Linked DNA regions of Homo sapiens: region 2 is linked to region 1. The links are chromatin contacts, found by Hi-C or POLR2A ChIA-PET in ENCODE. All regions are on one chromosome and are shown on one strand. The core of a region is the stretch at or near the end of the contact, and the rest is flanking DNA. Distances in the headings are between cores, read along the strand shown. Region 1 overlaps AUTS2 (activator of transcription and developmental regulator AUTS2). Region 2 overlaps AUTS2 (activator of transcription and developmental regulator AUTS2).

What was found. A loop is a pair of places that touch in the nucleus more often than their neighbours do. ChIA-PET counts read pairs that join two places held with the same protein, here RNA polymerase II (POLR2A). Pooled maps may share reads with other maps.
Region 2: a loop to region 1 is called in a map of GM20431, with 4 times the contacts of the local background. The contact joins two enhancer-like sites. A Hi-C loop is called at or near these places in 9 of 168 maps with a recorded cell type or tissue (GM20431, Right ventricle myocardium inferior, esophagus squamous epithelium and 6 more) and 12 of 50 pooled maps. POLR2A ChIA-PET finds 5 or more read pairs at or near these places in 6 of 52 experiments (BJ, CD8-positive, alpha-beta memory T cell, H1 and 3 more).

The regions. Positions count from the first base shown.
Region 1 is chr7:70,612,723-70,616,015 of GRCh38, forward strand. The region is part of intron 5 of AUTS2 (activator of transcription and developmental regulator AUTS2); the gene reads left to right. Among named protein-coding and RNA genes, the nearest start is that of GALNT17, 520 kb to the right of the region's middle. RefSeq lists an enhancer at 1,596-2,128. Within about 2 kb of position 1,934, at least 11 of the 41 ENCODE cell types and tissues checked have a DNase peak (open chromatin) inside an H3K27ac peak, as active enhancers do; they include right lobe of liver, where a contact is called at or near this core.
Region 2 is chr7:70,680,318-70,683,799 of GRCh38, forward strand. All of the region lies in intron 5 of AUTS2 (activator of transcription and developmental regulator AUTS2), which reads left to right. Among named protein-coding and RNA genes, the nearest start is that of GALNT17, 450 kb to the right of the region's middle. RefSeq lists enhancers at 400-1,325, 1,326-2,251. Within about 2 kb of position 1,779, at least 5 of the 41 ENCODE cell types and tissues checked have a DNase peak (open chromatin) inside an H3K27ac peak, as active enhancers do; they include right lobe of liver, where a contact is called at or near this core.

The DNA.
Region 1 (3,293 bases), core at 684-3,183:
AAACAAAATGAGATCATGTCATAAGCAGTTCTGTCCTAAGTGGGTTAGGATTTATTTCTTCTTTTCTACATTTTTTTTTTAAATCAGAAGGTATATCCCCAAGAACAGGAACTAAAGGAACAGATTGCTTAGACCCTTGTGACTCTGCCCTGGTGGTGGATCATTAATGGTGTAGAAAATGAGGGCAGTGCTGGGCAGGCAGTCCAGGGTGGGGTGCATGCCTCTTTAAGAGATTTATGTGGAGGTCTGAGCTAGGGAGACAGCGCGGTGGTACATCATCATGCAGGCGACATCAGAGACTTTCTTCTTCGCTTGGGTGCATTATCATAAAAAGTGATTTAGACTGGAGCTGATTGATGCAAATGGCCCTATGTTCTTTCCTATCATTAGCGGCCTCTTTCAGTGGCCAGAGGCAGTGATTAAAGCTGTCATTTGGAGCTGCTCATTAAAGACAAGCCCCAGAATAGCAAGAGGAAAAAAGGTTGGAGAGGCATATATATACATATATGTGTGTGTGTCTGTGTGTGTGTGTGTGTGTGTGTGTGTATTTTTTGCCTTAAAAGTGCATCATTCTTTTCTAGATTGAGCCACTGAAATCAAGGCTGTAGAGACATTTCCACTGAGAATATAGAATGCTGTTTTGCAAGTAATATTAGATTTTCGGAGTGTCATAGTAGATTCTGATGACAGCTTGCCTACATATTATGAAAGGAGATGAGGAGGGTATTGTGTTAGGTGTGTTTTGTTAGGGATTGACCCTGGTGAGAACTCATTAAGTCTCCCTCCTCCCAGGCTGGGGACTTCAGAGGCAGGCCACAGGAGAGCAGAGGGGAGGGTTGCCGAGAGTGGATGGCCTCAGTAAGTCCCACTGTGACAGTGTTGACCCCAGGGATGGACAGAAGAAGGAGAGCAGGGAGGAGGCTTTTTGCTGAGCCCAGATGATATAGATGCCTGGATGTCACTCAGAGAGAGGGGTTGGTGAGAGGAGGCCCCTAAATAGGAGGGGAATGGAACAAAGCAAGATCCATAGATGCGAGAAGAGAAATTAATCAGAACATGATCCCTGGCTCCTTGGAGTCTTCCAGACAGGGCGACATGACTAGTTAATCACTCTTGTGGTCAAATTGGGCTTCAGTGTGCACCTGCCTACCTTTTCATCAACATGCATTCACATCCACTTACGCACTGATTTTTAGTTTAGTGTCCCAGTAGTACCTAAAAGTGACAAAAATCCCAAGCTCCAAATGAATTACAGCATGCCCCAAATGAAGGCTAGGGTAGTTAGTGGGTGGCGGCTAAACAGGGAGCCAGGGCTGTGAAGCCAGGGAGGGAGCCATCTTTGTTTCTTGGAAGAAACCAGTTTGAAGTCAGAGATGAGACTGGCTGGCTAATCCTGCACATCCTCACTGGCCAGTTGATGTCTTACTGCCCAAATCCCACCAAACTTTCATACAAGCTAGTCTACAGCTCTCCTCAGAAATTCCTCTGGGAAAGGAAAAAAATAAGAAATTATCAATTTAATTTCTCAGTCTAATGAACTGGTCTTATACATAAAAATTTAAATTACTTTTTTTTTTATGAAAGTGGGGACCAACATCATTTATGCAACCACCACTGTCTCCATGACAACGCCTTGGATGTGGCAGCTCATGTGACTTCACAGTCACAGGCCCTTGAAATGAAGCAAAGGAAAGTTTTAGTTTCTCTTCTGTAATTTATTGGACTCTAGGGATGCTCACGATGGTGCTAAGTGGAGGTGTGGGGGTTTCTTTTTGCTGTGGACAGTAAATAGTGAGAAAGTGGTGAAATTATTCCTTCCTGCGGCAGGGATTGGAACTTGCTGCAGAGAGTGCTTCCTTGTCAGCCTCAGAGCCAGTTGACAGCTTCAGAGGCGTGGCTTTTGTCCTCCTCTCTGCTGCACCCCCACCCCCACGCTGGCCTTCTTAGCCTGGGTCTGGCGCATCAGGGCCTATTAGTACTGATGCTGGGCTGTGATGTTCCTCTCCTCGGGGAGCACGGCAGCAGAACTGAACAAAGTCACTGGTAATCTGTGCTTACAGCCTCCCCCCTGGGGAGAAAGCCTAGCCAGCTGGCACTCTCACGCTGAGCACATTCACTTCCCCTGGCTGGTCGGCAGCCTGGCAGGGGCCCAGAGGCTGGCCGGCTGCAGGGCTAACCTGCACCAGCACCCCAGGCAGCCCAGCTCAGGATCACACACGCATTGTTCTCTGCCTTCCAGACTGGACACTGGCTGAACTCACAGCTTGGACGGTGTGGCTCATCTGCTTAGGCCTTCCCAGGGTAGCTCTCTAGAAATAAAAATTACGAACGCTGGATGAAGAACAATTGGCTGGCTACATTGAGGTTAATACAGGACCATTTCCCCTGTCGTCTTTTTCCTTTCCCAGGCTCTAGGTCGGTGACATCAGGAAGATTTATCATGAGTTCCGTCTTCTGTAGTTGGAAAGGAGATGGCACATCTGCCTTGGGTGATGGGGTGGAAGAGTGGGTGGCAGGGATGAGGGTGGAGCAGGAAACACCAGTAGTCCTGGATGTGTGTGTACTTGTTAGAAATACCTGCAGGGAAAAAAGAAGCGGCTGGTCTTTGGATCCTTGCTCAGGTGGACCTTCCAGCACACCCATTGCCAGATACAACTTCTGTCGAACTAAGACTTCCCTCCCATGTACCAGAATCTTGCATAAAGGGAGCAGAGGCTTGAGAGGCCCCTCTGGGGAAGCAATGTCTTTAGTCACTGCTCTGCTCACAAGGTGCAGGAAAAGTCTAGATTTTTCTCAGTTGACTTTCAGGCTTAGAAAAAAAAAACCTCTAGAAGATTTATGGCTTGTTGTTGTTGTTGTTGTTGTTGTTGTTGTTGTTGTTGGAAAAGCATTTATTCTCTTTAGGAGCCATCACACACCAACATGTATGTGGCCCTTAGTTGGCGTAGGTAGAGGTCAACTGTGCTGCTTTCACCAGGTATACAGGTGTCCTAATAAGAGTTTGGGGACAGTGCAAAACGGCAGTGTGTTCTGTTCAAATTTTTTTTTTGTCTTGCTCTGTTGCCCAGGATAGAGTGCTATGGTGCGATCTTGGCTCACTGCAACCTTCACCTCCCAGAATCAAGCGATTCTCCACCTCAGCCTCCCGAGTAGCTGAGATTACAGGTGCTGGCCACCTTGCCGAGCTCATTTTTATATTTTTCAGAGAGGTAGGGTTTTGCCATGTTGCCCAGGCTGGTCTCGAACTCCAGACCTCAAGTGATCTGCCCACCCTGGCCTCCCAAATTGCTGGG
Region 2 (3,482 bases), core at 529-3,028, 67 kb after region 1:
GGTGAAGAAATAGTTACCTGACTTACCCAAAGTCATAACTAGTTGGGACTGGACCTGTTGTAAAATCCAGGGCTTCTGACCTTTCTAATCCAGTACAGTATTCATTCAGCACCTCATCTTCCCTGTCATGGTCTACAATAGCCCTGCAAACAGTCTTCTAAAACTCATCAGAGTTGGCTGCTCATGTGATCCGGTCCAGGTCGGTTCTCTAATCTGCCTACAGGTCAGTTCTTTGAAATCATTTCCATGCCTCCTCATGCACCCCCAAACTCAGCTGGTCATTTTGCAAATGCAGGTTGTCAGCTGTGAGTGAGCACTGGTAACAGAAAGAAAATCCATCACCACGAGTGCTGATGGAAAAACAACTGGGAACGTACTGCCTAGTAGAATGTTGTTTGTGGCCCGATCTTTGTATAAGAAGGAAAACATCATAAATTAAAAGAAAAGCTACCAGCCAACAACTGTATTTTTACCAGCCTCCTCTTCTTCCAGAAAACTCATTGCGAGGAAAATAAATAGCATTCTTTCCCAGCAGCACAACCGAAAGTCTTGTTAGTTATAGGCGAGTGGCTATTTGAAAGCCTGGCTACAATTTTCCTGTTTTACTAACACTTGTAATTAAATCCATCAACTCCCTCTAAGATTCTGTGTAAATACCAGATGCTCCCTACATTTTTTTCTCTCCTGGAGAATATGAAAAGTTGTACATTAGCAGTAGAGGAACTTCAAAGGAGGCACAGACCTGAGTGAAAGTGAAGTTCTGAAGATCCACACTCGCTTCCCTGTGAATTTCTTAGAGTGTTCCAGGGAGGGCAGCCCACCACACTTGGCCAGCACAGGCCCATCCCATCTCTCACCCGAGTGGCGGATGTTAAGTTGACATCCGTGCCCCAGTTCAGGAGCAGATGGCTCTGCGTGGGGCATGGTGGTTTGGGAGAATCCACCCGGGCCTGGCGGGAATCCTGTTGTTGAGGGAGGAGTAGGGCCCTGCCTCCCGCTCCCCGAGGGTTTGCAGCCCGCTTTTCATGTGCTATTGATGCTGCCCCCACCCGCTGTCACTTGGAGTCATTCAGTCAATCACATGGAGAATCAGAGGAGAGGCTTGGGATGGCTCTGGATAAATCCTCCCTCGCTACTGGGGGTGAGAAAATCCTCTTCAGAGCACATGCACTCCTCAGAGGGCATCAGTGTACATATATATATATATATTTTTTTTTTCTTCTGTATGCAAAGAAGAGTAACTTGTTCCCCCAAGGTGAAGGATTTCAGCGGTAGGCAAAGCAACACCACTACCACCCCAACCCGCCCACTTTGCTTTTCCAGAATTAAACGTAGTTGCCTAGAGCTGTCATGACCTACAGAGAAAGCTGAGGAAGTGTTAAGTGAATCATGAAAGCAAATCAACAGACCTGCTGGTATTTAAATTTTAGTGTATTCCAGTGTGGATTTCTTGGTATTTGTAATGCAAAAACTGGGAACGGGGGCTCCACCTCCTCTCCCAGCAGATCCAACCCTATGTTCCAACTTAGTCCCAGCATATTCGACCCCATGTTTTGTGTGAATTTACTTTAAAGTCTTTCACACTCCCGAGGCCGTCAGCAAAGCACTCATATCTTATGGGCAACCCCCAGCCCTCTTCGCTTATAAACTAACTGTCCGTGGCTTTGGGGTTGTTCCCTACCAGTTTTATTGGGCAGGTTGTTAGCTAAGGGATTCATTCTAGAACCAGAGGTTTGAGGCAGACCTCTAAGATCCTCTTGACTCTGAGTGTGTGGAGGAGAGTGAGGGAAAGGACAGAACCCATGGCCCGCGCCACCTCAGCTTCTTTCAGTTTCTATTTGAAACTGAAATCACAGAAGAGCTGTCAGATGGCAGCTGTGCATTTGGTGGAAATGAGAATTCCAGATTTTATGCTAATTCAGTTTCAGGTTCCTTTGAACCTGCAGTTTATGGGGCCGTGCTGAAAACTGCAATCTGTTTTGGATAAAAGAAGGGATTACTAAAGACTTTTTAGTTGTACAAACATTCCCAGCCTCCAAAAGGAAAGGGGGGAGACCAGATTTATTCTTTCATTAAAATTGTCATGTTAAGTTTTCTTCTGCTTTATCAAATAGAAAACTTTTCCTTATTTTGGCAATGATTTTTCTTATTTCAAGTTTTTTTGTTGTTGCCGTGATTTATTTTCATTTCAGTAGCACTCTTTCTCGAACTTCAAAGTCCTTGTCACTTCCTCCCAGAGGCAGGAACACAAAGGTGGTGCCCATGGATGTATCTCATCCTGGCATGTGCTCACCTTCTTCCATTCTCGCAGTGTTGATTGAGGCTGACCCAGATGGTTGTTTCACTTACCTATTATTGCTTTGTAACAAACCACGAATTTGGAGCCTGGAAATACAATGCTGCCATTAGGGCAGGGCTCTGCAGAGAAGCTTCCTCTCTGTTCCACATGGCATCTGCTAAGGCAAGTTCAGCTGGAGCTGGCGGAGCCACACCCAAGATGGCTTCTTCACGTGGCTGGCAAGTTGTCAGGGGCTGTTGGCTGGGAACTCAGCTAGCCCTGTGGTCCCAAGGCCTCAGCTTACTTCCATGTGGTACTGCTTGGGCATCCTTACTATATGGTAACTGTGTTACAAGCTTAAATAACCAGAAGCTGCTGGGCCCAAACTCTGAATCTCCAGCATATCACTTCCTCCTCATTCTATTCATCAAAACAGTCACACGTCAGTCACAAGGACATAAGTTTCACCTTCTAATGGGAGGCATGACATGCACATACAGAATTATTTGGGAGCCATATTTGGAGATGAGCAACCACAATGGTTAATGATATATTTTTTAGAATTTTGATTTTCAGGAGAATGTACCCACGCTCTGTTGTTAGCCATATGGGTTTCTATATTCTGTGAAATCCCAAACTGTTGGCAATTCGTGGAAAGGACTTTGCAGTTTAGTTTTATGTTTGAGATAATGTCTTCATTCTCTTCTGTTTTAGTTGGCAGAGATCTGGTCATTTATTTATTTACTCATTGATCTGACCACTGCGTATCAACCCATCTCTTACATGTGATGCATGAGAATACTGTACTAGATGTTAAGGGCAATGGTGGTGTGTAAGAGTACATCACAGTCCTGGTCCTTGAGTGATTGAATCTACAGACTGCTCTCCAAAGCAGTATCTTGTTCCCAGTGAGGATACGTGTGCCCCTAAAGGAATGGCAGTGTCCAGAGGTGAGCCGAGAAACAACTACATGTTATATATTGTCTTAGATCTATGTTTCCATTAGGAAGCATTCAAGAAAAGCTGTAGTTTGGAGCAGAAGAAGAAATTTCTGGTGTAATTCATTTGCAATACAGATCTGTAAATGGAAATTACATAGGACCAGAGAGGAGCTGGCGGGTCTTTGTAGGCACACAGGCTTGCCCTGACCCTATGTAACAGCGGCATATGATCATAATAACTGGCATTTCTGTAACAGTTAACC